Regions from separate parts of the Homo sapiens genome. Here all the other regions are linked to region 4. Evidence: chromatin loops called from intact Hi-C (ENCODE). Cell type or tissue: PC-3. All regions are shown on one strand. Links, peaks and the distances in the headings refer to the core of each region. The heading gives the core; the rest is flanking DNA. Region 1 overlaps IMMP2L (inner mitochondrial membrane peptidase subunit 2). Region 2 has its middle 1.0 Mb from the start of LRRN3. Region 3 has its middle 960 kb from the start of LINC02903. Region 4 overlaps IMMP2L (inner mitochondrial membrane peptidase subunit 2).

Region 1 (7,807 bases), core at 1,763-6,762, 160 kb after region 4:
ACAGAAGGCCGTTTTGTTAAGTGAAATAAGCCAAGCACAGAAAGGCAAATATAACATGTTCACATTCATGTGGGAGCTAAAAAAGTGACTGTCAAGAACACAGAGAGTAGATTTGTAGTTACCAGAGGCTGGGAAGTGGAAGAGGGGAGGAGGAGATGAAGGGGGGAAATATATATATATATAATATGTATTTATTACCACCAAATTATACACTTAAAAATGGTATAGATGATAAATTACATATGTATATTTTACATCAATAAAAATAAAAATTTTTGATATGTAGTGTGCTTATAATTGTTTAAAATATATTTTCTACTTTTAGCTTGTATTTACCCCTTCACCTAAGAGTTGTTTAAGAAAAGGTTTTTTTCTAGAAGAAGATATACAGGTTGAAGAGTGTATCAGGGTTTTCTAGAGGGAGAGAACTAATAAGTTAGATGTGTATATAAAGCGGAGTTTATTAAGGTGTATTGACTCACATGATCACAAGGTGAGGTCCCACAATAGGCCATCTGCAAGCTGCGGAGCAAGGAAGCCAGTCCGAATTACAAAGGTGAAGAACTTGGAGTCCAATGTTCAAGGGCAGGAAGGACCCAGCACGGGAGAAAGATGTAGGCTGGGAGACTATGCCAGTCTAGTCTTTTCATGTTCTGCCTGCTTTTATTCTGGCTACACTGTCAGCTGATTAATTAGATGGTGCCCACTAAGATTGAGGGTGGGTCTGTCTCTCCTTTGTCTCTCAAATGTTAATCTCCTTTGGTAGCACCCTCACAGACACACCTAGGGAGCTTTGCATCCTTCAATCCAATCAATATTACAATCCACTCAATATTTACCATCACAAGTCGACCCCTTGTCAACTTGAACCCATATACATTTCCTGAAATCATAGTCTTCAAATAAAGACAATAATATCATAATTATGCCTAACATAATAAAACTATCCTTCGTACAACCAGGAATGCACAAATCCCCAACCCAAATGCTATTATGTAAGGTTAACAACACTTAAATGCTGATAGCAAGTCAATGAATCTTATGTCACATTTAAAGGAAAAAGGAAATAAAATGAAGATATTTTCTTGTACAAATATATACATGCACAAACATGTTCTTAACAAAAGAAGGAGGAAATACTCATTACAATTACAGTCCTTGTTTGTGCAACTGGTCACGTGCTGGTATTGATGACTACCTTCTTCTACTACCCATTCTGTATTCCCTTTGCCTTCAGCAAGCACCTCAGCAGGTCTTGTTTTTTTCCTGGTGGAGTGACACAAACCTTCATTCCTGGAGGGTCTGGGCTATTTGTAGCCCTGACTGGATTGGGCTGTTGTAGTTTCCCATTGACCTTAATCAGAGGGCATGGTAATACTAAGAGACACCCTAAGGGATCTCCTGTATTCCAGATATCCCTTACCTCCATTGTGGAGTAGTAGACTGATTTCATTTAATCCAATCAAGTTGACAGTATTAACCATCGCAAGGAGCCTTTTTTAAAAAGTGCTTAAATAATTTCTAGTTTTATTTTAATTTTGGTTAGAAAATATTTCTTATAGCATTACTATTTTATAGAACATACTGATATTTTCCTTATCACCTAATATATGATCAGTTTTTGTGATGCTCCACATGCATTTGAGAGAAAAGTTTATTTTTAGGGTGTAAAGTTTGACATATATTCATAAAATCTACCTTATTAGTTATATTGTAGGTGTTTTTAAATTTTCATTTTACATGTTTATTGATCTGCCTTGTTCTAAGTAGTATGTTAAAATCTCCTATTATTAGTGTTCTTTTTGGGACTTCTGGCATCTCTTATAGTTTTTGTTTTACAAAAAGGTACTATATTATTTGGTACATAGATATTTATATTTAATATGTCTTTATTGTGATTTTGGCTTTAGCGTTAAAACGTGTCCTTCTTTGTTACATTTAATGCTTTTTGGCTTGCATTTGATTTTATATGATTTTCTTTCAGTTGGTAGGTTAAGTGCCTGCACAATTATTGAAAAGACTGATGTTTTGATTTTAATTTTGTCATATTATAAATATTATGCACGCTATATTATATTTGCTTGGCTTCTTTCTCTAGTAACCTTTTTTACTATTCGATTTTTGAAGTTTTTTTTTCTAGGAAGGTTTTATTTTGGTCTAGATGATGTGTTTATACTTATTTCTTTACTAACGTCCTTATTCCCCATTTAAACATTATGACCTTTTAACATCTGGTTATTCGGCTGTTATTGATATTCTTTAGTTCCTGCCTCATGCCTATAAAACAGCCTTTTTGTCTTATTGTTTTTGTGGCATTATTTCTACTTTGAGAAAACAGCACATAATATATAGCATATAGCACATGATGTATTTTCCCGTGTGTCTTATACCTACAAATAAATATATATATGTATACTATTAGTTTTTTTGCTTAACTTTCCCAGTTAATAACAAGTTGGGTTAAGGTCATCTTCTAGTAGATTCCTTAAGAACTCATGGATCCAGAATTCCTTGAATTCTTGCATGTTAAAAACTTTTTTTATAGCTTGGATACTCGAAGGCAGCTTGGCTATATACAAATCCTTGGATTTCCCTTTATTTCCTGGAGCCTTATGGAAATGCTGCCCCATTGGTATCTTGCTTTGAATCTTTTTAAAAATTGTAAATTGATAATTTATAATTGTATAAATTTATGGAGTATAAAGTGATGTATGATCCATGAATACAATGTGGAATAATTAAATCAAGTTAGTTAACAACATATTCAATACCTCAAATACCTTTTTTTGTGGTGAGAACATTTGAATGTTACTCTCTTAGCAATTTTAAGATGTGCAGTACTCTATTATTGACTATAATCATCATGCTGTGCAATAGAACTAAAAAAAGCATATTTCTCCTGAGATTTTATACCCTTTGGTTATCATTTCCCCATTCCTTACTGCCTGAACTGCTTTAACCACCATCCTACTCTCTGCTTCTATGAGTTAGGTTATTGTAGATTTCACATATAAGTGAGAACGTGATATTTGTCTTTGTTTGCCTTATTTATTTCACTTAGCATAATGTTCTCCATTTTCACACATGCTGCTACAAATGACAGAATCCTTCTTTTTAAGGGCTGAATAGAATTTCACTGTGTATATTTACCACATTTTGTTTATCCATTCATCCATTGATGGGCACTTAGGTTGATTCCATAACTTAGCGATGGTGAATAGTGCTGCAATAAACATGGAATGCAGACATTTCTTCAACAAACTGATTTCAAATCTTTTAGGTAAACACCCAGAAGTGGGATTGCTGGGTCATATGCTAATTCTATTTTTAGTTTTTTGAGGAACTTCCATACAGTTTTTCATAATCGATATACTAATATATATTCGCACCAACAGTATACAAGGATTCCCTTTTCTCCACATCCTTGTCAATATTTGTTAACTTTTGTCTTTTTGATAATAGCCATTCTGATAAGTGTAAGATGATATCTCATTGTGGTCTTTAATTTGCATTTCTCTAATGATTAGCGATGTTGAACATTTTTTCATATGTCTGCTGGACATTTGTATGTCTTCTTTTGAGAAATTTTTATTCAGATATCTTGACCATTTTTAAATTGGATTTTTGGTTTTCTTGCTATTGAGTCATTTGAGCTTTATGTACATTTTGTATACTAACCTCTTGTTGGATATGAATCTTATTTTTGATAAATCTATTGCCAGTCTAATTCTTTTACTTGTGTATGTTGTTTGAATTCATTTGCCTGGATTCCCTGAGGATTTTTCCTTTATCTTGAATGTCTACTACTTTTACTAAAATATGTCTCTGAGTTGATTGTTACAAGTTTTTTTTTTCCCCCCACCCCGTGGCTAGTGGGCCCTTTCAGTATATAAGTTGTGGTTGTTTGTGTTTGAATACTTTCTTGGTTAGAATTTCATTATTAGTCATATTTTATTTTAAAAAGTCTTCTTCAGAAATTCCATTTATATATAAATTGTATCTTCTTTTTCCTGTCTTCCATTTCAGCCACTTTCTCTTTGACCCTTTTTACTTTTTTCTCTATTTCATTTTATTCATTTAGTTGATTTTCTACTATTTTTCCAGTGTCTCTTATTGCATTTTCTTTCAAATCTGTTTTTCCTTGGGCATCTTGTAATTTACGTTCCATTTCTGATGTGATTTTGTATTTTTCTTCTCTTTTCTTTCTGTGTTCAATCAATTGGTGTTTTATTTTTTCCTTTTAAAATTTTCTGGTCATTCATTTCTCTACTTAGTTTTTAATTCTTATTTCAAGGTTGTTTTTTAAATCTACCTAATTGCAGAATTTATGGATATTTATTAGTTTTGAGTGTTATGGTTTTCTTCTGTTTTGCCACTGTTCTTGCCAGTGTCTTGCCATTTGTTTGTGTGAGAGGGTGGAATTTTTTATCACCTTAATTGTTTGGGTCCTTATTTTCAATTTTCTTTTTATGCTAGGTTTTTGTTTATCTGTATGTTGGGATGGCTTAACATTTCTAGTTCAAGAGCACCCTCTCCTGTTATTGTAAGCAAAGTATTGTTTCTTTACTGGATGGCATGGTTTTCAAATGGCATATGCCTTCCAATTTTTAAATTTTCTTTTGTTTTATGTAATTCGAAATGTTCTCCCCTTTTTCTCTCTCTAATGTATAGTTTCCAAAGAAACCTCTCCTGTTGTTTTAGCTGTCTTTTCTCTCCAAAGTGACGCCTTTGCAAGGTGGCTTGTCATGTCCCATGTGCGTTTTCAAGTCTCCTTTCTGTTATCAGTGTTCTGAGCTAACTGTTCACTTTTCAGTATATATAGGGCCAAGGGCTGAGTTTCTTTCTGTTTCTAGCAGTGGTTTTAAATCATGGTTCAACCTGCCCTTAACTCCTCTCTGCTCTCGTTTGTGTAGTTTCTCCTGAACTGCTCTTGGTCTCCATGAAGGCTACTGGCAGGAGCACATGAGAGAGGTAGGTAGGTCTTGATGTTTATATTTATATTTACAAGTACTTTGAAGTTTGGAGTTTCCTTGTTTTCTAGTTATGTTGAGATAGGGTGTGTAGTTTTAATTCTTCTCCTTCTCTTTTTTTTCCTCTTCCTGTTTCTGTTTCTTTTCAGGATATTTTGGTACTTTCAAATTTATACCTCTGCCACAGCTTCAGCTGCCTAGAATCCTCTCTATTAATGCATTCTTAATAGCGCTCAACATCCTGCAGCAACTTAAATGTTTCGTATCTTGGCTTATTATGAATTTGAATACTGAATAACATGATTGTACATGAAAGCTTTTCAAAAGATGTGACGATCTTTTAAATTATTGTAGGCTTTATGAGACACCTAGTCTGAGCAGGTTAGGAAAAAGTAGATTCTGAGATCTTACCAAGGTCTTACTAATGTAAAAATCAATGGCTTTTTTTTTCTCTGTGTTATTAATGGTTAGGGTCCCAATGTTTTTTTGTGAGACTAAATAATAAAATAATGATCTTTTTAAGTGTGGTGCATCATTGACTGCTGTCTTTTTATCTGAGAAAACTATGTATGTTTAGTAAGTCCAAGGGCACGTTGAAGTTTCATGTGGAATAGTTACATGGGAATTTGCTGCAGCAATTACTCTGCTGTTTAATGACAAGCAATTATCCACATCACTTCTCAAGCTATACATCTCTCTCTCTTGCCCTTCAGCATTATGAACATCCCACCCATGGGCATGAGCATTTATTCTACACAGTATCCAGCTGTTACCTACTCTAAGACGTAACACACCTCTAGTTTTTATAACTAATTCTAAGCCTTGCTGTATTGGGGCTTGTAAAATATAAACCCTTACTTTTTATAATTGCCATTTACTTTATATTCTTCAAACTTTGTAATGCTTTTAGAATTTGTGGGCCCTGAAATAATTTTTGTACCAATAAGGAGCAAGAAGGGATAGTTGCTTTTCTACTGGGGAAAACTCAGTAACCATGTAAATGCATTTCTAAGTATCATTCTGTGGGCTCCTATTTAGTTCTAGCTGCCATGTATTTCATTGTAATATGTCATAATTGCAGTCATATTGTTTAAATTATTTTTCCTGAATTATATCAGTTTTTGAAACATCTTTAATATTCCTTTGTAACCTGCCACTGGGTGGAAAAGAACCCCAGCTGTATTGACAGTTTTCAAAATAACTTTTAAGAGCTTATAGGAGAATACTCTGAGAGAGCTGTTTTAATGGTGCTGTTTTCAAAAATCGTACAAGTTCTCTGAGTAAGATTGGATCTTTGTAGTTTCATTAGTTCTATTATGACTGAGAGGTCATGTGGTTTTGTAAAAATATTTTTTAGTTTAATGATGAAAAGATGGTGAAATGTGGGTGGTTATGCTGCTTTATAATACTTTATTCTCATATGTATTCTTATATATTATATATCTACTATACGTACCTATTTTCCAAACAGGTGATTCAGGTATGTAGTTAAAACCCTCATTTCCACACTGAAATCAGGAGCCTTTTGACACATAGAAATCTGGAGAATTAAGAATTTCTTGTATTATGTACACTATGTTTTCAGCTTGCATTTCTGACCTTAAGCAATTTATGGCTCTCTTTCTTTCTACTTCTGCATTTATTTTGGCCAAACCACAGGATTTGATGATGACTTTTAAATTATTAATATACCATAAGATTACTTTCTAGCCTCTAACTTATTTCTGAAAATAGTTAAAAATATTTTTCCTTTTCATGCACAAATAGCACATTTGTGAGCTGAATTTTCCTATATTTATTTTTATTTATTAATATATTATGTATTTGCTCATGCCAAGTGCTACAAAAGAAATAGTTCAGTCTTTTGAAGTGTAAGAAGTACATGGATGAATGAATGGTGGGTTACAGTACCTCGCAGGAACAGCTATGATAGAGACATGCAGCAAAGGGAGTTGAGTACATGTTAATGAAATTGTAGAAATTATTTAGTTACAGTGACACTTTTTATATATAATGATCTATGTGAGTGAACACTCATAAAGCAGGTTAAATGAGGCATTCTATTTTGATAATATTTTCTCTTACATGAATTTTAAGAATTATTATCTTGCTTAACTGAAACTTTATACCAGTTGGACAGCAACTTCTCATTTTTCCCTCTCCCAAGCCCCTGACCACCACCATTCCCTTTTTGCCTTTATGAATTAAACTATTTTAGATACTTCATATAAGTAGAATGTATGCAGTATTTGCGCTTCTGTGACTGGCCTATTTCATGTAGCACAGTGTTTTCCAGGTTTATCTATGCTGGCAGGATTCCCCTTTTTCCCCATCCATATGCCAGGATTCCCTTCTTTTTAGAAGCTGAATAATATTCTAGAGTATGTAAATGTACTACGTTTTCCTTATCCTTTCATCTATTGATGGACACTTAGGTTGATTCCATATCTTGGCTATTGTGAATAGTGCTGCAGTGAACATGGGAATACAAATACTTCTTTGAGATCCTGATTTCAGTTATTTTGAAATACCAAAAACCAAAATTTATTTTGGATAATACCTGAAAATGGGATTGCTCCAAGAAATGGTAGTTCTTTTTATAATTTGGGTGGAACCTCCATACTGCTTCCAGAGCTGTTGCATTTCCCACCAACAGTGCATAAGGGTTCCAGTTTTTCCAGTGTTCCCTGTACTTGTTTTTCTTTTGTTGTTGTTTGTTTGGTAACAGCCATCCTAGCAGGTGTGAATTGATATATCCTTGCGGTTTTCATTGCATATTTCTGATGATTAGTGATCTTGACCATCTTTGCATATTCCTATTGGCCATTTTTATGTCT
Region 2 (7,807 bases), core at 1,792-6,791, 1.4 Mb after region 4:
AAGTACTTGTGCCAATAATTGTTAACCAAGTTTCTGCTGATATTCCTTTATAAAGTAACCTAACATTTTTCAGTATACTTTTGGGATTTTGTGGTCATTGGGCTGGGGATCCTGCCACCTGCATTGTTTTCTGATTGATTAATGGTCTTAATTTACCTTGTGAGTGAAGGTAACATCTTTCCAACTGGCCACTGAAGCACGAGACAACTTTCTAGGAACAGGAAAAACTGCCTTTAATGCTATTTTGCCCACTACTGCAGCTTCAGATTTTTGAGGTCTGGCTTTTACCTGAGTAACTAGCAAAAGGCAGGGAATAGAAATTTCCACTAATTTCTCTTCTACCTAATACTCTCTGAATATCTGAAAAGCCACTTTCGTGTTTCTGTCTTAATTTCCCCAAAATTCTATTGGAAAGGTTTGTCCAAATATTTTGCCTCAAAGGATATTTTTACTTTAAACAAAGAATAGCTAGTATACCTAGGATCAAATCCTCATTTTTTTTAATCCCTTCTTTCTTTTTTTTTCCATTAATGCCTGGCCATTATGATCCTTGAGACTGAAAGAAACTTCTGTTTACTGTGCCAGTAGGAGTTAATACAAAAAGTGGACTGTTGAATCATATCCACATAGATCAGAGATTTTATCTGGTATTAAACTGTTTTAATCATTTCAAGGATACAAGTACTTGCAGAAAAGAGAAGAGAGACATCCAGAATGCTAATGCTGTTCTTCAGATTCATGGTGCATTAGGATACATTCTGGGTCAGATTTAGTCCTTGAAGTCTCTAAGTTATGCATGAAGGGTGCCACTTACACAAAAGGAAATTAATTTGGTCATTAAACATCTTCATTTTGTTCACTAGTAATTACATAACTTAAGTAACATTATTACAAGAAGTCATCTCCCATCAATCCACACACTTCGGGATTGTTTTCTCTAAGCAAGCCTAGTATATTCCAGGTACATCCTGCTAAATGCATTCTACAGATAAGGACTCTCATACTCCGCTTTTCAGGAGATAATCTTATTAGCAGGTTTGCAAGGGGATTTGACCAGGTCATCTTTCTTTGCTTTAATATCTTGTGAAAAAGAAAAAAGATCCTTTCATTCTCAAGCTGAAACCTAAACATCTCCTATCACCAAGCACCCTTCACTATTTCTGTTATGCTCTTAACTTGGTAGCAGCTTCTCTCTGACAGGCTTTGTGGAGTCTTGTGTTTAATATTTGCAGACAAGTCCTCAGCCAATAATATGTGTGCAATCCTAACATAGATGTATGCCCTTCACTTCCACCCTTAGGGATCCTCCTCTCAAGACTCTGCCCCCAAATTGCAGTCACTTCTGCAGTCCAGACTCCAATTTGTGCCTCTAAGTTCAGTGGGACTACTGTGTTCTGCTTGGCTTCTACCTCACTGTGCTTCTGTGCTGCTCTTCTCAGGGATCAGTCCTGTGGTTCCTGTTGTCCAGTGATTGAAAACTGTCATCTCACAGTTTGTCCAGTTTTATTTTTGTGTATGTGGCAGGAGAGCATGTCCAGTCTTAGTCTATGATTCCGTCAAAGGCAGAAATGGAAGTCCTCATTTTTATCTTATTTTAGAGTTCAGGAGATTTAATTTTTAATGCCCATCTGTCTGCCATAGGCTTTTCTATTCATATTTTGGTTGGGTGAATTTGATCCCTGTTAGGTTTTTCTAGAAGTTAATAGGGATGATGTTTCCTGAGTCTTTGTACATTCAAAAATCATTTATTGTTGGTTGTGTTATATGACTGACAATTTGGTTTAGTGTAATTATTTTTAGTCATAAACGTATGACTTTTCATAAAAGTATGAAAACTAATGAAAGACTCTTTAAGTACTTCATGAATTTTGCTCCATTTTCTTCCTCATTGAATATTTCAGTAGTGAGTCTTGAGGCTAGCAAGACTTCAAATACCTTACTTTTTGCCTTACTGCCCAAAAGATTATTGTTTTTAAAGTCCATATAATTTTCTATGCATACCCTGGAATGGAGTTGGTTGGGCTACATTTTTTTTTTCTGAGACATAGATTATTCTTTTTATTCTATAGATTAATCTTTTCTTTTATATCTGGGACATTTTCTTTAATTGAAACTGTGAGTTTTATCATTAATATGGTAATATCACAGTAATGATTATGAGTACATTGGCTTTTCTTTCTGCTATATCTAACTATTCTTCACATCTTTCCAAATTATTTATATGAATTTAATTATTTTCTTTTCTCTTATTTCTAACTACTGTTTATCTTACTTCAGTTTTCAGCTCTGTTAATTCTCTTTAATGCTCCTCTCGATTGAACTTTCATTGATACGGTGGTTCTACTTTTTCTTCTACTTCTTTATTGAGCTGTCAGTTCATGTATTAATCATCTATTTAATGAATACTTATTGAGGACATACTTTGTGCCAGGCACCTACTAGGCCTTGATATTACATAAACATCATTTAGGCAAATCCCTGCTCTCATGGAGCTGATATTATAATGGGGAGAGAACATCATTAAATTAAATGTTATTGGAAAAAAACAATGTAATGAGAGAGAGTGCTGTGAGGGTATTTTATGAATTAAGAAGTGTGATGGTTAATGCTGAGTGTCAACTTGATTGGATTGAAGGATACAAAGTATTGATCCTGAGTGCATCTGTGAGGGTGTTGCCAAAGGAGATTAACATTTGAGTCAGTGGGCTGGGAAAGGCAGACCCACCCTTAATCTTAGTGGGCACCATCTAATCAGCTGCCAGCATGGCCAGTATATAAAGCAGGCAGAAAAATGTGAAAAGACTAGACTGGCTTAGCCTCCCAGCCTACATCTTTCTCCCATGCTGGATGTTTCCTGCCATCAAACATCACACTCCAGCTTCTTCAGCTTTGGGACTCGTACTGGCTTCCTTGCTCCTCAGCTTGCAGACAGCCTGTTGTGGGACCTCACCTTATGATCATGTGAGTCAGTACTGCTAAATAAACTCCCCTTTACATATACATCTATCCTATTAGTTCTATCCCTCTAGAGAACCCTAATACCAAAAACATCAGAGCACCCTATTGATAAGATGATATTTGAGCATTTCATCTCCTGATTTTCATATTGCCTTCTTTTCACTGAGAACTCATATCCCTGCTTTGTCCTCTGGTTTTTGTTAGAAAATGTGATTTTGTTGAATTTAAAATATATAACTTGTGGGATAATTGGCATTATTTTTGTGTTCAGCATGGCAGCAACTTTTTTTTTTTTGAGATGGAGTTTCACTCTTGTCGCACAGGCTGGGGTACAATGGCGTAATCTCGACTCACTGTAACCTCCGATTCCCCAGTTCAAGCAATTCTCTTGCCTCAGCCTCCTGAGTAGCTGGAACTACAGGTGTGCGCCACTATACCCAGCTAATTTTTTGCACTTTTAGTAGTGATGGCGTTTCACCATGTTGGCCAGACTGGTCTTGAACTCCTGACCTCAGGTGATCCATCTGCCTCGGCCTCCCAGAAGTGCTGGGGTTACAGTCGTGACCACTGCGCCCGCATGGCAACATGTTCTGATTGGTCATTTGATATCCTGTTCCCATCCTTTTTGCATACAATCTTTCATAGAGATCCTGTGCTTATACTGGTTACTCATATTTAAATCGTGAGTATTTGATGGAGAAGGGGGTCTCAGGCTGTGTTCCAGTCTATTATGAGGGTTTTTTTGACATATTAATATTTTGTTTGAGATTTATTTTCAGCATTTATTTCTCTTTGGCCAATCGGTTTAGTGTTGGAAACAGTTTGACATTCTCTCTTCTGACCCCTTGTGGGAGAGCTTTTTCCTGCAATCTATGCTAAGTCTGTTGCTGGATCAGCCTGTCACTTTGCTTCAAAGAGCCAAGTAATTCCAGAGACTTTCCTGTCCCCAACTTATGGTTATTTCTGCTATGATAGACAGAGGGATTTTATTTTGCACTTTGGTTTGTACTCGACTTTGGAAAGGTATTATTTCCTCTTTTTTTTTTTTTTTTTTTTTTTTTGAGACAGAGTCTCGCTTTGTCGTCCAGGCTGGAGTGCAGTGGCGCGATCTCTGCTCACTGCAAGCTCTGCCTTCCGGGTTCACGCCATTCTCCTGCCTCAGCCTCCCCAGTAGCTGAGACTGCAGGCGCCCGCCACCACGCCCGGCTAATTTTTTGTATTTTTAGTAGAGACGGGGTTTCACCGTGTTAGCCAGGATGGTCTCGATCACCTGACCTCGTGATCCGCCCGCCTCGGCCTCCCAAAGTGCTGGGATTGCAGGCTTGACCCACCACCCCTGGCCTCCTAAATCTTTCTGATGTCTGCAAGTGTTAATTCTTTCTCTGCTTTTGTTTCACATTCATGTACTGTCTCCACTGCAGTTGACTCCCTTTGCATATACATTGTGCTTCAGAGTTTGATCTCCCGATTTCCTTGACACTGGGGGGTCTGCATTTTTATTTTTTTCCTTGCCTCTGGTTGAATTGTGGAAAAATAAGTGGATACTTACTTCGTCTTTATTGTGGCTTCTTCAAACAGAATGTCTGCACTAGCAGCATTCATTTTACAGAATTATTATTATTTTTTAATTCTGGACACCTGTGGTATTAAACTTTTCTCATTCAAACAAAAATTAAAAGGAAAAGCAATAAAACATCAAAACAAATCAGGTCTAAGGAACATGAGCTGTAACATCACTTGATCCATCCTGAAACAAGGGTTTCGATGAGAAGCACATGTGATGAAGGAAGAACTAGACAACTTTCAGAATTGGAGTCTGGCAAGTGAATTAATATGAACAGAAATATTGTTTTCTTAAAACAATTTAGTTGCCCACAGGAGCTTGAACAAAGAACACATATCAGAAGTCAAGCTGAATTAACAGGTTTTGTTCTGGTGGAAGTCAACAAGGTGAGACTTCATGGGACTAGTGGTCTTCTTAGAAATATATTAATCAAATATCTTATTTGAAGAATTAATTTTTATAACTAATTTAAAATAATTTTTAAAACTAGTGGTGCCAAGTGTTTGGCTTCTATCAAGTCAATAGGAATTGAAGAGAGTACTTAGATAAATAAATCTTTATTGTGAAATTATTTATTTGTTGCAAAATTAAAGGTAAAAGCCATAATTTTTACTCACAGGATTTTATTTGAAATCATACAAGATATGATAAAATTATATTGGATTTAATTATAAATGTCATACAGGATTAATTGATACATATTATTCCACAATCTTAAGTCACGTTAACTCTATAAAGTGATTTAATAGAAAAACTCAGAAAGTTCACACACAAAAAAAACAAATATTATAGATGTTGAGCACTGGCGGTAATTTTTTAAAGCAACAATTAGTAGTTAGCTTCTGGAAGAAAACGGATAACAAAGTTTTTCTAAGATTGATCATGTACTTCATATAAAATAAAATGAAAGCTGAAAGCTCATGGCAAAAACTTTTCACTAAATACGTTTTAGATCTGATTTTAGAACTTGCACTCCTGTGAGAGATTTTGCGTGTGTGTGTGTGTGATACTCTTAAACTCAGAGCTGTTTCACTAAATAATCTTCCTGTAAAACTTTTTAAATGGTGCATCACTCATCTTCTTAGATACACTCAACAAATGAGCAACTTGTATGCTTCAGGTGAGGCTTTTAAATGCTTCAAAACATTTTATAAACCTAGTAGGACTGGTAGCCAGGGAAAACAAGAGATATTTTGGTATTAGGAGAGTTGTCAGGAGAGTGATTCAATTGTTTACTGTTTCATCTTAAAGAGAAAAAGACTGGCTGCCTCAGGACTGGCTGATAAATAACAATCCCTTAAATAGAAGATCATAAAGATCAGGTTATTCTTTATTGTTCTCATAGGAGCCTTGCCTGACTACCTCAGTCCAAAGGCAAGCCATGCTTTGAAAGGGAAGGCAATGAAGGCTGCATGCAATTTGTGCTTATGAAGGTGATAACATTGTTGGAGTGTTATCTAATGCTTTAATTTTAAAACTGTATGTTTTAAAATATCTTGTTTCTCAAATAAATGTCACACTTAAAAAGCCTTAGAACCTACTATTTGCTAACGGATCTACTCAATTTTCTGCATCTCTTGCTGATCAATTTGATATGGAGTTCTGTGATATGGATCAGGGAATAATTGTTCTGCCACCAAAAATGAGTTTGGGTTGCTCAGGCAGTCATTCAAAGTACCACGAAGTGGGTGGCTTCAACAACATAAATTTATTTTATCACATTTTTGAAAACTAGAAGTTTAAGATCAAGTTGTCAGCAAAGTTGATTTTTTTCTGAGGGATCTCACTTTGGCTTGTTAGATGGCTGTCTTTACATCATCTCTCTATGTGTGTGAGCATCCTAATCTCCTCTTCTTATGAGGATATCAGCCATGTTGGATGAGGGCTTCACACATGACCACATTTTACCTTAATTATTTCTTTAAAGGACTGCAGGTTAGGACTTCAACATATGAATTTTGGGTGCCCACATTTCAGTCCGTGAAACATTCAATTTTAATTTCATTGTGCTCAATAGTTCTTAATTTCACTCCAGTTCTGTGTTTAAAATTAGGTGAGATCACTGCATCAATGTCTTCTAATGGATAGTAAATGATTTTGTCATTGATTGCTGTATTGGTCAGGGTTCTCCAGAGAAATAGAACCAATGGCGGGTGTGTGTGTGCGTGTGTGTGTTTGTGTGTGTGTGTGGTGTGTACAGAGAAGAAGAGAGAGAGATTTATTTTCAGGAATTCGCTCATGAGACTATGGAGGCTGGCAGGTCCAAAATCTGCAGAGTGAGCTGGCAGCATGGATATCCAGGAGGAGGTGATGTTGCAGTTCAAGTATGAAGGCCATCTGCTGTAGAAATGTTAGGAGAGGTCAGTCTTTTTCTTCTATTCAGGCCTTCAAATGATTGGATGAGGCTCACCTGCATCTGGAGGGCAATCTGCTCTACTCAATTTCACCGATTTAAATGTTAATCTCCTTAGAAAACACCCTTATAGAAATATCCAGAATAATATTTGACCAAGTATCTGGGCACTGTGGCCCTGCCAAGGTAACACATAAAATTAACCATCATAAATGTGACTTAGAATAGATGCTTGTATAGACTAATCCACCACACTGTGGCAAGTACTGTGCTAAGCAGGTAAGATAGCTAATTAAATGTTTCACCAACAGGAATACTAGACCCTTGAAATCATAGTATAAGCATGCTCAACTTCTTGTGATATCAATTTTCCACAAATACTTATAAGAATAAATATCACCTTAATATTAAAATAAACATGGTTATATAATAGAGTGTGCCACAATATACATAAGCATTTTATTATGCTTTTAAAGTTATGACACTGGTTGAGTCTTATAGTAATGTTTTAAACATCACAACTCAATACCACATTACAATGTTGATACATTACAACTCTTAATAGTTTTGCTTCTTTCCTATTCTCTAGCATCTTAAATCTCCAAGGGGTTGAAAATTCAAAAAAGCTTCTTGTCCATCCCACTATGTTTCCACGATGTACATCTCTACCAATACTCTCTTTCATACCATTCAAAGTTGTGTATGATATGTGTCCTGTAACATTTTTATCCTTCATTGTGCAGCCCTCCATGTGAGGGTGTGGCATAATATTTCTTCTGTTTTGATTACTTTTCAAGTAAAATACTCTTCATCGATTCTGCTATTTTATTCCTCATAGAAGAGGATAATCATAAAGTGAGAAAAAGCGGACAGAAAAGCGGAGAGGCCCCACATGTTAAGGTTTTCTTCTTCAATATTGATGGAAAACGTAA
Region 3 (7,807 bases), core at 1,624-6,623, 1.6 Mb after region 4:
ACAGTCCCACAAGTGACCATAATATTATCTCTTCTGAAACTTGTAGGCACCTGCTGTTAGTAAGGCCACCTAACTGCTAGTTACCAAACAGTATTAGGATAACTAGCTAGAATTAAACATATTTGTATTATATCACCCAGAAGATAAATGCTTCTCAAAGTAATGCCAACACACTCATTAAAATATTTGAAAATTATATCTTTCTTGGATTCTGTCTTTCTGAAGGACAAAAATTGGCTAAACCTTATACTTTATAACATTTCATTCCTATGATAACTTTTACTGTGTATAACACACACACACACACACACACACACACACAGAGAGAGAGAGAGAGAGAGAGAGAAACAAATTATGATCTCTAAATGTATTTTTCTATTTTCTCACCCAAACACATTTTTAATTTCAGGGAAAGAGCTACAGCTTTCTCTCTAAATTAAAACATACAAAATGTAAAAAGCAGAAGAAGTACATAGTGACGAAGAGATAATGATTACTTTCCCAGCATGCTCTGTGTCACTTTCTGACATCCTTTAGATGACAACAAATTTGTAGAGAAGTAATTGAGATTATATTGGAATATTTGGGTATTCTTGATAAACTGTTTCTCAATGACACTACCCACTTATAATTGAACACACAAATTTACAATTTATTTTTTTCCAGAATTGTTTAATATAAATGAAAATAAACTAAGACCCAAACTGATAATAAACTGATAGACTGACGTTTGTCTCTTCAGGACCCTCATATATTTCTAAAGAAAAATATGATGTAATAGGATTTTATAGTTTTAGTAATCAAAGACATCTTTTGGATAAGACTACAACACCAACAAGAACATTTTTATGAAATAATGAAAACTCTTATATTAAGAAGTTTATACACTTTATTTGGTCAATTTGAATATTTTAACCCATCTATCAATCCATCCATTTATCCATGTACATTATCTTTTCAAAGTTAGTATGTTTATGCCCTTGATGGAACATATAATTCTGCTCTTTTTTCTGTTGGAATAGTAAGGCTGTAATATATAGAATGTTTTCTCAGTGATTTACAAAGACATAATCAATTGTGGATTTTTTTTATTGATACCTAAACTCTTGTATTCTTTTCAAAGGACTTTCTAATGTCAGCTCAAGCATTACAAGTTAGTAAGAAATTGCCTTCTCTTTTCTGTTAGAAATATCTAGCACATTATGTTTATGAAAGACATATTTTCATATATGAATAATTTTATTTATATTTATGCTAAGATCGTTAGGTTATTGAAAGGTAGTTCTTAAAATAAATTTATGTTTAATCATAAATTAAACATTAAACATATAAATAGTTTGTTCTTCTTTTTTGTTCTAACTTTCTTTCCAGTGCCTGTTTCAGTATCAAAATTTTCTATGCTTATGTTTCAAATGTTAGTACTACAAGAAAATAAGTATGGTAAACTTTTGTAAAATAGAAGAATCCATATATATTATGCAAGATCTTAATACAAATGATCAATAAAAGAAGAGCTGGTCTAGCTGACAAGCAGAGAGGGCACTCAGAATCTTGTCATTTCAGCCATCATCTGGCAGCTTTTTGGTCTCCATTCTCTGTCCCTGGGATACCTCAGAACTTACTAGGATTTCTCTAAGAACAGGCTGAAAATCACTGATATAGAGAAGTATCAAAACCATTTATATCAGAGGCAAAAAGATTGAAGTTCTTGATCAAACTCGACCACTGATTTGCTATGTGACTCTTAGCTTCTTTTAACTTCTGTTGGTCTCAGGTATTGAACAGCAGCATTCTCTCTTAATTCATGGGGCAAATAATGATTTATAGATCTTCACTTAAAGAAATGTATGCCTATAGATTGTATGTAAGTCAACTGAAAGTTAGAGCTACCTAACTACTGGATTACAATCAGAATTTTTGTTTTGAAAAAGTTAAAAAGATTATAGTGTCATTTTAACCCAGTACAGGTCAACTGAAACTTTATTACATGTTCACAATAATAATAATTGTTGTTATTATTCCTACTATTATAACTAAATGCAGACATCTAGATGTGTTATTTCATTTAATTTTTACCACAGGCCTGGATGAAGTCATATTTCCATTATATAAGTGAGGTAATTAAAGCTCAGAGAAGTTAAATAATTTGTCCATAGTTAGTTACAGTCATGGTTAGGATTTGAACGTAGGCTTGCTTGTCTCAACATTTGTTATTCTTAGTCAATTATTTTGCTCTCAGGAATGGTCAAGAATGATAAATTTTCTTAAGAAAATATTAAGAAAAATGTGTGCCTTAAATTTTACACAGTGATATGCAGTGAGTTCACTAGAAATTATACATATAAAATATAAAATATGAATGGAATTAAACATAAGGTGTTACCAAAAAAAAAAAAAAAGAGAGAGAGAGAAAACTTATACAGAAGGCATTTGTACTTAGGAGATTTGAGTTCTGGCCCTATTTAGCCATTGATTTTTTGTATCCTTTTAGATGTCACTTAACCTCACTGGGTCTTAATTTCTTCATTTATATAATAAATATTTTATTCTGAGGTATCTCCAAAGACCTTTCTAGTTATCAAATTATGAGATATCTAGAAATGCTGATTGGTTAATTTATATTAAAAAGTGAGAGAAAAATCCATGTAATGGCATTGCTTATTATCTAATGAAACATTTTAAAATAATTTTGATAAAGACCATTTTTAGAAGAATATTATGATTTACTTATAACTAAAATAGAAAATAAAAACACACTCATATAAAATCTTATTATCAATAATAATTGAACTATTTAATATCTGTCATCTTGAAATTATTATTAATAATACTTTTCACCTTGTAGCTATAAATACATTCCCATTTTAGCAGGTTAATGAAATTATCTTTGTAATACTATAGAAGCATTTATTTTAAGAATACCAGAAAGAACATCCTGAAAACCAAGAACTCAAAAAGGCTTTTTATCCCAAAGATATATTTTTAAAATGTATACCTATTCATCCACTTGTTTTCACAAATGGAGCTACAGAGAACTTTGAACATAATGATGTACAGCAGAGGCTTATTCCTAACATATTTAGAATTTTAGTTCAACCAAACATTGCTGTGGAAACTGAATTGAAATGCAAAATCTTACAATCCTAATTTCGAGCCACTTTCATTTTAACTTAATTTTAACATGTTTTGCAAAATGTTCCCGTATCAACTTAATAGTTACTATACCACCAAACATGGATTGTGATTATTTTATTTTCTAGATTGGCTGACAGGCTGAATAATCTTCTGCAGGGTAGTAAGTGTCAACTGCATCAAGCACATGGAGGTGGACTCACTACAGAAGGAAGGTTTTCCAAATAAAATTCCAAGTATTTTTTAATTCAGCCTGCTAAGACTTCCAGCCATTCATCGGGTCATAGAGTGTCTCCTTTAGGTTGTCGTTGTTTTTAGCCAGGTTTTGTGTAGTCAGCTTTTCAAGAAATGTAACTGCAGTTTAATCCCAGTTCTTGCAGTAAAAGTCACTTTCTTCTACCTCCCAATTAACACCTGCAGCTCAAAAACAGAGGATTTCTACTGACTCTAATATTGGAAAAGATTATATAGAGGGTTTAGGAGACATTCCCAAATACCTTATTTCTGATACAGCAGGAAGTATTTGTGGATAATATGACATTAAATTCCAACAGAGAGTAAACATAGATGCTGCAGGTTTGAAGTTATGTCCCACACTCACTAGTTGGCATTGGATCAGATTACATGACCTGGATCTTTGAATTTCCATCTGCAAAAAGAAGAATCCAGACATACTTTAAGCACGTAATAAACCCTGGGTATCTGAAACCAAATGTTGAAATTGGTTCTTTTGTCCTGGCTAAAGTGCTGAATGAACATTGTGCAAATACAAAGAAATTGATAGAGTGAATAGAACTGTAGACTGAAAACTCGTCTCAGATGGCATAATGACAGCTGGAGAAGTTTAGATAAGGAAAAATGAAATGTCAGGATTCTTGTCTTCGAGGTTTGTAGTCTGCTGGCATATGCTTCTGTTGAAGCTTTGGGAAACCCAGCCGTAATCCAATTGTTGAAAAGAGCTGGTTGAAAAAAATACATAATGTGCTTCTTATTATGATGTAGAAAAGGTTCCTATTTAAAACTAAGACAACAGAGAACCGTGAGGTTATATATATATATTCAGTTTTTCTAGTTTAAAAAATTGGAGAAAATAACTATCTACATAGTACTCAAAGCAAAAGGGAACTTATGAAAATGTATGCAAGGCTATTTTAATACTGGGGGGGAGTAACACTTAAAAAATTTCAAAACCCAAACACTTCTACCTATGCTATGTGAAAATCTCATTGTAATGCCACTTTATTGAAGTTTTTCAAAGACAGATATGGATGAGTGCTACTACACTGCCACCTGGTGATTAGGCAGGTAGGAGGGATTTCAGTAAAAATTCCTGACAAAGAAAAGATTAGGATTTGTTAATGAGTATTTAATAATACTGAATTTCTCTAATATATCCAAGTTTGTTAATAACATGAAGGTGCTTTGTATCAGGTCATATATTATTGAAAAGCATGTTCCTGGTAAATGTTAAATTGATTTCTATCAAAATGTGTGTGATCTCCATTTCATATCTACTTGCAGCTGTATCCTTCCTTGATTTATTTTAGTCTGGGTAAAGTAAATGAGTAAACTCTTTGCACAGGTTCAGGAGCTAGTGACTTGTCCTTGGAAATGGGAGAGGAAAAGAATGATATGACCTAAATTTATTCTATTTCAAATGGTGCATTTGGTGTTTGCAATCTTGACTTGTACTATCAAACTACTCATTCAATTTGGAGTTACTGATTTTATAGTCATCTTCTTCTTTTAAAAATGATTTTGCCTAGGGAAGAATGGCTTCAGCAATTTAAAGTTGGATGTCAAGGCAACAAATACAAATAAAAAAAGGAAACAAAAAGTGTGAGCATTCCATGAAGTTGCGTGTTTTCCTTCTGTTGTATTTTTACCCTGGTGGGGTTTGTTAACAATTTTAATGAGCAAATATAGGTGTTGAGACAACAAAGTTCTTAACTAACTCATTATTTGGATAGATTTATTTATCTAGTCACAGATAGGATGTTAAATTTAATATTTACTTTTATTTCCCAGTCTGTTTCTCTGCTCATACCTCTGAAGTGTAAGAGAATGTAAAGGGTTGGAACAAACCCCTGGGAGAATCTATGTGGCAGAGCCATGCTACAGAGATTCGGCTCTTCCTCAACTGAGCTAAAATAACTTCAGGAACTGCAAAATGGGAAGTGTTCTAGCCAGTGCTTTCATATACATAGCATATTCTTAGTGCTTGTGGTAAATTATGAGACAGTAGTTCACCACTAATGTGGATTTCCAGTTGAGTTAGATCATCTTCTTTTCAAACCACTATTCAAAATGTGAGATCATCTAAGCTTTTCAGTAGAAGATAAAATAATCATTTACTTATAACAGTCTTCAAGTATGCATGATCATAAAGTCTGCATTGCTGGTGAGATTCTATACAGTTATAAATGCAGACATGTGGAATCGATGTCTGATCCATACACCATTTTTAGTTTCACTATATTCGTAAGAGGATAGACAGATCTTTTTGGTTACTACAGAGGATGATGTCTTGCCAGCACGTCTATGTAGGCAAAAAGGCAATAAAATGCTAGGAGGTAAATAGTGAAAACAGTTTCTCTTGGAATGGATGTGAGATGTGGGGAGTTATAGTGCTGTACTCATATCCTGAAAAAAAAAATTCTATCCACTCAATTTTTATTTACTGACATTTTTATTTCCTGTGCTTTCCTATTAGTATGTTAGTTTATTAACTTGTCTAGGCTAACAGGTAAAAGTAGAAAGCTAATTAATTTGAGCTGAATTTTGTTCATTCTATTTCCGGAAGCAAAAAAAGAAAGATACAATAATATGGAAAAGCCTGAAGGAAGACTATTGGACAAAATATTTACAAAAAAAGAAACCTTTTCTTAAAATGGACAATCACATTTAAAATAATGTGGGCAGTTATATTCATTGCTCTTTTGAAGGATGATGAGAGATGGACTATTTATGCTCTCCTCAAACTGGGTCATGCTTTCTCCCAGTGTTTCTCCCTCAGGCTCACATTCACAATCTTCACCCAAGAGTGGAATTTTGGTTGACCAATTTTAGAAGCACTGAATAAGTGACAAAAAGGTTAGAAAGGAAGTAAAGAAGAAATCCTGCTATCTTCCTCTCTGCATTATAAACCGCCAGTGAAGTGCACAGCAGATAGTGAGCACTAATAAATCTTGGTTTGACTGAAATTTCTGAAAGGGCGATCTAAAAAAGCAGAGCTTCTCAGTTAGGAAATACGAAGGCTGAAAGCCATGTGATTCATTCCTATAAAATCACAAAGAGCAACTTGTGCACCAAATTTCAGAATCTCCCTTAAGCATGATGTCCACGGGCAAGAGTGCATTATAGCATACAAAGCACTTTAATATTCTTTATCTTACTTTCCTTTCTGACCAATTCTGGAAGACAGATAATATTCTTACTGTACATTGGGTGAAACAAGATCTTGAGAGATCTCACAACTCAAATTGAAATCAGCCATTTTTCAGACTCTTTGCAACTGCCTAAGTAGAGATTTTTTAAGACAAATAATAGAAGCCCTACTTTACACACCATAATTTGAACTTCTTACTCTGAGAAATCATTCAGGTACAAGAAAGAATTAATTCAACAGGGCTTTAGAGATTATAGAGCTTTAGAATATTTGGGATTATTAGGGTTGTTCAGTTAAAAATTCCTACTTTGAGATTTAAAACATGGGTAGCAATTCCCACATTAAATCATACCTTTTGATAGCACTGACAGTGCACAATGTTGTACATCTACTCTCTATATTGTATGTCCCATAAATACAATGATAACTATTTCAAGTCATGAAAAATTTACATTATCTGCATTTTGAAAAATGAATCTGATTTTAACTAGTAGAAACCATAACTATAACACAAAAACATCTTAGAACATAATTATTCAATAAATGTTTACAATATTTTGAAAATGTTAAAGAATAATATTGATTCTTCTGTAATGAAAAAGCTGCAGATAGTTGAATAAAGAATATCAAATAAACATTTGATAAGTTTTATAATTAATCTTTTAGATATTGAGTTCTGGGGATTATTTTTTTCTAAACACATTGTCATCATATTTGTCAAACTTGTCCTGGACCCTAAGAATAGTAATTTAATTTCTAATTTTGCTCAGAATATATGTACTTTAAATTATTTAAACAAGACTATGTAAACAAGATTTTGAATAGAGAATAAATAAAGGTAAATTATTATAGGGAAGAACCCACATTGTTCTTCCATTTCTTTTTCAGCTGCTTTTAATTGGTAGACTTTGTTGAGTGTGTCACCATCAACCACACACAAAAAATGGAAACATGTATGAATGACTCTTAAAGAATTAATAGATTCAAGCCTGCTGATTCCTTGTCAACAGGTAAGCTATTTTCCTGACTTAAGTTTTGCACCCTTGTAGCATATATAATAAAAAGGAGGAAAGAAACTCAGTCAGAATAAGAACTGGGGTACTTTGTAAACTCCTCTTATAGATGTTCATTCGTTAAATCTTACAGAAGAAACCAGAAGATTTCACATGATTGAAACAACATTGTGGTAAGTTGTGTAAGCATTTGTATTATATGTGCTTTTCCTTTTATATATATAAATAAAGTAAAAAAGGAATATTAATTTCTTCTTTAAATGGGCACATTTTC
Region 4 (7,807 bases), core at 1,787-6,786:
GTTAAACAGTGTCTTGCACATGGTAAGCACTTAACATGTCTGGCTATTATTATTAGACCAGGACACATGGTAAGTACTTCGTAGGTATTGGCTATTATTATTTAATTATTAATTAGATAATAGTTATTATTCATCACCATTTTCCTAGTAATGAGTGGCATAATGAAGTTAAGTAACTTGCTGAAGATCATATAACTAGAAAGAAATGGAATCATTTCTAAGTTGGAGGTGAGAGACTGATTAGTGTAGATATAGCATGAGTTACATAATGATTGGTGCTTGAAATATGATGATACTAGAGAGGAAAGAAAACGTGCCAGAAGTAGAAGACATTATGATTAAAAAAAGATCCCTTTAGCTTGCTGACTGGTTGGATGAGAAGTAAGAAGACAACTAAGTTTTTAAACTGGTTGACTGGGAAAAGGGTAACCCGGATGTAAGAAAATAAGAAAGGGCTGGGCATGGTGGCTCCTACCTGTAATCTCAGCGCTTTGGTTGATAAGGCAGGAGGATTGCTTGAGGTCAGGAGTTCAAGACCATCCTGCTCAACATAGCAAGACCCTCCCATCTCTAAAAAAAAAAAAAGGAAAAAAAAAACCCGACTTAGCTGGATGTGGTGGTATGCACTTGTAGACCTGTAGTCCTAGCTACCTGGGAACTGGAACTGGGAGACTGAGCCCAGGAGTTCAAGGCTACAGTGAACTATGATCATGCCGGTGCACTCCAGCCTAAGTGACAGAGCGAGACCCTCTTAAAAAAAAAAAAAAAAAAAAGAGGGCAGGCGTGGTGGCTCACGTGTGTAATGACAGCACTTTGGGAGGCTGAGGCGGGCGGATCACGAGATCAGGAGTTCGAGACCAGCCTGGCCAATATGGTGAAACCCCGTCTCTACTAAAAATACAAAAATTAGCTGGGCATAGTGGCGCACACCTGTAGTCGCAGCTCTACTCAGGAGGCTGAGGCAGAAAAGCAGAAGAGACTGTCTCAAAAAAAAATTTATTTGTTGAAATGATAACAAATTCCATTTTAATCCTGTTGAATTTTTTGTCAGGTAGTTAAGTGAAATGAGTAGCAGGGAATTTAAGTTAGGGATTTAGGTATTATCACTAAAGGAGTTGGTGAAAGTTCTGAAAGTGTTTGAGGTGTTCAAGGATAACCAGTATTTTTCAGCTGCAAAACCCTGGATCAAAAATAGTGTCAAGATAATAGCCTCCATGCAGAATTTTGACATATTTGTCAACTCTTGCTTTGTAGAAAATCTGCAAATAATCCCAGGAATCTTTAACAAAAGGCACGTCATTACTGCTCCAGGGACTGGCTGTTGCCCTGCGTTCACTATTTTCCTTGCTTCTGCCCTGGTTGTTGTTGTGTCTCCACTGGCTGCTGTCATCAGCCCCTCAGTGAAGGCGGAGAGGAAGCTTGGCACCTTTCCTGTCACCACAGAAATGGCCACTTCCCATGGTAGCATTATTGGAGAGTCAGAACTCAAATCAGCAAGAAAGGACAACCGCAGCAAAAAGTGGGCTGAGGCCAGGCGCGGTGGCTCACGCCTGTAATCCCAGCACTTTGGGAGGCCGAGGCGGGCAGATCACAAGGTCAGGAGATTGAGACCATCCTGGCTAACATGGTGAAACCCCGTCTCTACTAAAAATAAAAAAAATTAGCTGGGCGTGATGGCAGGCGCCTCTAGTCCCAGCTACTCGGGAGGCTGAGGCAGGAGAATGGCATGAACCCGGGAGGCGGAGATTGCAGTGAGCGGAGATGATGCCACTGCACTCCAGCCTGGGCGACGGTGTGAGACTCCATCTCAAAAAAAAAAAAAAAAAAAAAAAAAGTGGATTGAGGACATGAATAGACAATTCTCAAGAGAAGATACACAAATGGCCAATAAGCATATGAAAAAATCTTCAACATCTTTAATTATCAGGGAAGTGCAAATCAAAACCACAATGCAATACTACCTCACTCCTGCAAGAGTGGCCATAATCAAAAAATCAAAGAATAATAGATGTTGATGTGTATGTGGTGAAAAGGAAACACTTTTACGCTGCTGGTGGCAATGTAAACTAGTACAACCACTATGAAAAACAGCATCGAGGTTCCTTAAATAACTAAAGTCGATCAACCGTTTGATCCAGCAGTCCCTAGCAATACTAGGTATCTACCCAGAGGAAAATAAACTCATTATATGAAAAAATAACTCATTATATGAAAAAGATGTGTACTTGCACGCACGTTTATAGCAGCACAATTTACAGTTGCAAAAATATGGAACCAGCCCAAATGCCCATCAGTCAACGAGTGGATAAAGAAAATGTGGTGTGTATATATATTACTCAGCCATAAAAAGGAACGAAATAATGTTATTCACAGCAATCTGAAAGGAATTGGAGACTATTAATCTAAGTGAAGTAAGTCATGAATGGAAAACCAGACATTGTATGTTCTCACTGATATGTGGGAGCTAAGCTATGAGGGCACAAAGGCATAAGAATGACACATTGGACTTTGGGGACTTGGGGGAAAATGTGGGTGGTGGTGAGGGATAAAAGCCTACACACTGGGTACAGTGTACGTTGCTCGGGTGATGGGTGCACCAGAATCTCAGAAATCACTGCTGAAGAACTTAACTCATGTAACCGAACACTGTCTTTTCTTACAAAACCTATTGAAATAAAAAATGAAAAAAAATTTAAAAAACAGTGAAAAGGCTATCTTAGCTTTTCTAATTATTTTGTCCCCCTGTTCTTGCCTCAAGCTTGTTATTCATTGGCTTTGTCTGTACCCCTGTCCAAATGACAGGTATGCTGGTTTCATAGTTCCCCAGTCAAATTTTTGTGCCTGTATGGTTCCTGACCTTTAGAAAAATTCTTACACAAAATGTTTCTCAGTTCTTGATCCATTAACCCTCAGGCACAGTTAGACTTCTCTGAATCCTAGGATGAAAGCCCCTTATTAGGCTCAAACTGGGACCAGGACCCTTAGGATATGTGCTCTTTTGAGAAAAGAGAGGTCAAAGTGGGAAATCCATACATTTTATAATGGTAATCCTATCACATCTTTCTTTTGCCCCCTTCAGTTTTTCATATGACTGTGAAGATTTGTGGACATGACTGTGATTTGGGATTATTTCTTCTTTTCCCCAGATGGAACAATGATGTGTACTACTGTGGAATTAGATCCTATCTGGATATTTTGTTAGGAGGTTTGACTCACTTCTTCCTCATGTTTTTATATTATTCTTAAGGCTTTTCATACCTCTTTATTGGAGTTTACTAAAGATTTTAATGTCTAGCACACGTTCCTTTCAAATAAGCATTGGTAATTTATTTTTTTCTGGTTCATCTGTGAAGAATCCCAGTGAGCCTTTTTGAAAACTCATCATTTGCAGTTACTTTAGAACAGCAATTTATAGAAAGGTACTGTATTAGAAATGTTTTATTTCAGTCCACTCGAGCTGTGAAGTGCAAGAACCATGAAGATTGAAAAATACAAATGATAGAAGTGTCTCTTTCTCCTTATTTTCTAGCCTTCTTTGAATCCTGGGGGGAGCCAGTCATCTGATGTGGTGCTTTTGAACCACTGGAAAGTGAGGAATTTTGAAGTACACCGTGGTGACATTGTATCATTGGTGTAAGTAACTCAGAAGCATACTATATTTGTATATAAAATTATTTATACTTATGCTGATTTAACTGGTAATCCACTGTTAATATCATATTGCCAATTATTAAATTGAATACATGTTAAATACAATGCATTTTTAAAAAATCAATTTTGCAGTGTAACAATGCTATAAAAAGAATTTTTTGCATTTAAAATATGTTAGTTGACTAACATATTTGGATTTGGTGAAATGTATTTAATGAAATGTTGATTAGAAATTATTAAAAATACATGCATTTGGTACTACTTTGGAATATTTTGAAATTTTGCATCTTGGTAAGCAACTTTTTTGTTACCCCAATGTTTTCTTGGTTTGTATAGATTAAAAAGTATTCCTAGAAGGTGATAATTATGACATGAAAATCATTGACATTTATGTACATCAGGAGTTTAACTGAAAAAGGAAGTTTGAAAGACTAGCACTGGATGCTTCTGTTTGGGTCCAAAAGGTGGCACTGTTTCACTGTTATAATATGATGACTGGTCAGGATCAAAAATTTCATTCCAGTCTTAATGTAGAAAAGGAATGTCAAAGTGTGTATAACTGACACAATGATATAATACATAGTCCTAGGACAGGCCTAAATGGTTTGGAGATTTTTGTTTGTTTGCTTTAAAAGTAAATTTACACTAGGAAGACTGTAGCCAAACTTGTCTAATTTCTTCTGGTTTCAAATACTTATAAAAATGTTGTAGTATGATTCCCTGTTATGCCAGTTAGGGGTAGCAATTAAGGTAGCAGTGTTACTGCCATTTGATTTGGAGACAGTAAAAACCTGCTACTGGGTAAATACTTTTCCCATTTGTATTTCTGATTCTTGAATTGGAAGGATTTTTTTCTTGTTGGATGGTAATTTATAATTGGTAAAAGCAAGACATCATCTGCTTATTTGTACTTACCTTTGGCTAGTGCTTTGTGGAAATAGATATTCTATAAATGTGTTTCTTTCAGACTATTCTACCAGTATTCATTTGAAAACATATTAACCAAATCTCGTTAGTGACTAATGAAATAAATTCAAGTGGAGTTTTGTATGGCAGACATCCAAGGAGGGGGATTAAATGCTTCTCAGGTTTTGAGTGCTTTTAAAAATATTAACCTGCTCTTTGAAGTGTACTTTTATTTTGTCATTCCGAGTACTATTTTTGCAACCTCCTAAACAACCTTTTCCATGCTGGGTTAGCCTGTCATATGCTTATTATTCTTTTGCCTTTGGTTTGACAAGGTTATATCCTCACTTAGTTGGTGATGGAAAGGATACCCACCCAAGTGAAAGAGGTCACACTATACGCAGACAATTGTGCAGTATTTTTTTTTTCCCGTGAGAAACATGCTGACTATCTCTAACCAAGTGGACTTAAATAGATAATTGAAAAATAAAACAGGGCTGCTTGATATTCAGGGTTGCATGGGTCCATAAAAGTATCCTACCATATCATGGAGTATATTAAAAAGAGCACACTACTATTTTATATAAATATTCATAGTGATTGATATTTATTATATACATTAACTTCAAAAATATTCTATTCAAATTGGGATTGATATATAAATTATAGCTATTCCAGTTGAACTGTGTTTTTTTTTTTTTTTTTTTTTTTTTTTTGAAACAGAGTCTCGCTCTGTTGCGCAGGCTGGAGTGCAGTGGCGGGATCTCGGCTCACTGCAAGCCCCGCCTCCTGGGTTCAGGCCATTCTCCTGCTTCAGCCTCCTGAGTAGTTGGGACTACAGGGGCCCACCACCACGCCCAGCTAATTTTTTGTATTTTTAGTAGAGACGGGTTTCACCGTGTTAGCCACGATGGTCTTGATCTCCTGACCTCATAATCTATCCACCTCGGCCTCCCAAAGTGCTGGGATTACAGGCGTGAGCCACTGCGCCCGGCCTGAACTGTGTTTTTAATGACTCAGTTATGTGCTATATCTTTGTCATGTACAAATAACACAAACTTTCATGTGCTTGTTCTTAGGAGGAGCCATTTACATAAAAGAGTGCTTAGTTACTAGTATTATATATTTAACAACAGATGATCGTGAAGCAATATTGTTGCTTTGAGAAAGAAACAAAAAATCTGATGCTAAATTCTTCTTTAGCATTATTTAAAGTATTTTTTTAGGTCAGGGCCAGGTGGCTCAGGCCTGTAATCCTGGCACTTTGGGAGGGCAAGGTGTGTGGATCCCTTAAGCCCAGGAGTTTGAGACCAGCCTGGGCAACACGGTGAAACCCTGTCTCTACAAAAAATACAAAAATTAGCCGGGTTTGGTGATGCGTGCCTGTAGTTCTTAGCTACCTGGGAGGCTGAGGTAGGAAGATCGATTGAGCCTGGGAGGTCGAGACTGCAGTAATCTGTGATTGTGCCACTGCACTCCAGCCTGGGTGACAGTGAGACCCTGCCTAATAAAAAGTATCTTTTTAGTCTTATGATGAAACATGCTTTCTAGACCATATCCATGTATTTTCATACAATTTAGAAACTGCTTCATTTTAGAAGATTGATGTTGGTTTGATTGCAGTTCATAATATACATTTAATTTATATCAAATATTGAATATTTGCTTTTCTTATACAATGCATCAGTTTGTTTTTAACATAGATGATAATTTTTGTTACTACATTGGAACATCCTATTTATTTAAGAAATGTGTGACACATACAGAAGTGTATATTAAAATGTTCGATTTAAAGCTGATGATAAAATACACTTCGTAATTTTGTTTAGAAATTGATATTAACAGTATACTTCATTGATAAATAAGTAATCTTTGAAAACAAACCAGTATAACCTTTTTATATTAAAAAAATCTTGAGACAATGTATTCAGAATGTGTGGTAATACACCATTTCTACTATAATATTATGTGTGCTTTTCTGGAAAATTTGCAGTTTCCAAATTCTTACTTAAATCAGTAGGGCTTATTCAACTTTATAACCAGAGCACTGATGAAAACAATAACAATGTCAATAAAAATACTAACACAGTTTAAAAGACATGAAGTTTCTAATAATTAAACTGCAGTAAAAGTAGTGTTTTACTTAAAACATAAAAGGTGAAGATAGCTTGGTGGTAGGTGGTATAAGGAAGGGTTGAGGCTGTCTGTGGATGCAAGGGCAGAAAGACATTATCATTACAAGTCATAAATAGAGAAAAGCTTGTAAGCTTTGTACAAAATGTACTGATACCAGAGTTGTATGCTCTCCTCATTGTTTTGTGTTACTTTGTTTTATTTATTTAGTTATTTATAAACAAAGATCAGGGTTAACTTTGCAGTAGCACTTCTCAGAGAAAGGCTGAATGTATAATACTGATTCCTTCCTGGTTTGCTGCCATTAGTATACGTAGCCTTCAGTTGCCTGTACTAATAAGGCAAAACATTAATCATCTGGGAAAAAAATTACATAGGAACCAATGTAACTTCTGCATTACACTGAAATCTTTTCTCCACTTACCAATTGTCTATGTTAATTCATGTTACAGAAACACATATATAGCAAAGCAGACTGTCCTTTCTATTGCAAGGGGTTTTGTTCAGAGTTGGTTGACCAGTGTTGTTTCCTAAAGCATGGGAGATCTGGCAGAGGGAGGTGGGTGCATATTATTTTTTTGCATATCTTTCTTATTTTTCACTGTCTCTTTCTTTCTGTAAAAAGTTGGTCACAGTGGAGTTATTGTTTAAGTATGTTATTCAGTAGCTACATTTATTTAATAACATTATTGGTTGCACAAAATATGATTTGCTGTCATCAAGTCCTCACTATAGTATATGTAGGTGGCATCATACTCTCTTAGTGATTTACAAACTCATAGTGGTGAGTAAGGTGAATTTTCTATACCTTGGAATTGACTTTTCGTTAACCTGTGTGATGGCCTTCCTGGCTTAACATAAGTTGCACTATTTCACAATAATATATCACTTAACAAGTCCATCGGGACAGAGGTTCTTTCATAATAAAGTCCTAAATAATCACATTTAAAAGTGTTTTAACTTAATTTTACTTTTATTTGTTTTGAAGAAAAGTTGCAAAAATAGTGTAGAGAGTTCCCACAAATCCCCTAATATTAACATTATATAGAACCATAGTTCAAGTATTGAAACCAGGAAATTGACATCAGTAGAATATTATTAGATCTAATCTTATTAG

What was found. A loop is a pair of places that touch in the nucleus more often than their neighbours do. Peaks named below come from ENCODE experiments on the same cell type or tissue, not always from the same donor. Only the 100,000 strongest peaks of a DNase experiment are listed, where the experiment ranks them.
Region 1: it touches region 4 in a loop (11-fold over the local background); 15 of 110 quality-filtered maps call a loop at or near these places.
Region 2: it touches region 4 in a loop (28-fold over the local background); 10 of 110 quality-filtered maps call a loop at or near these places.
Region 3: it touches region 4 in a loop (15-fold over the local background); 21 of 110 quality-filtered maps call a loop at or near these places.

Annotation. Positions count from the first base shown.
Region 1 is chr7:111,326,558-111,334,364 of GRCh38, reverse strand. The region is part of intron 3 of IMMP2L (inner mitochondrial membrane peptidase subunit 2); the gene reads left to right. It overlaps LOC124900232 (a long non-coding RNA gene), which reads left to right. Exons shown (of 2, transcript XR_007060475.1): 2 at 1-29. Among named protein-coding and RNA genes, the nearest start is that of IMMP2L, 230 kb to the left of the region's middle. In PC-3, for the core only: a CTCF peak has its summit at 4,533; no DNase peak of the experiment used is centred there.
Region 2 is chr7:110,086,311-110,094,117 of GRCh38, reverse strand. No RefSeq gene overlaps it. Among named protein-coding and RNA genes, the nearest start is that of LRRN3, 1.0 Mb to the left of the region's middle. In PC-3, for the core only: a CTCF peak has its summit at 3,785 (motif pointing left); no DNase peak of the experiment used is centred there.
Region 3 is chr7:109,841,172-109,848,978 of GRCh38, reverse strand. No RefSeq gene overlaps it. Among named protein-coding and RNA genes, the nearest start is that of LINC02903, 960 kb to the right of the region's middle. In PC-3, for the core only: a CTCF peak has its summit at 4,439 (motif pointing left); no DNase peak of the experiment used is centred there.
Region 4 is chr7:111,483,064-111,490,870 of GRCh38, reverse strand. It overlaps IMMP2L (inner mitochondrial membrane peptidase subunit 2), which reads left to right. Exons shown (of 6, transcript NM_032549.4): 3 at 3,530-3,633. Among named protein-coding and RNA genes, the nearest start is that of IMMP2L, 76 kb to the left of the region's middle. In PC-3, for the core only: CTCF peaks have their summits at 3,917 and 4,117 (motif pointing right); a DNase peak (open chromatin) is centred at 4,120; H3K27ac peaks cover 3,646 bases.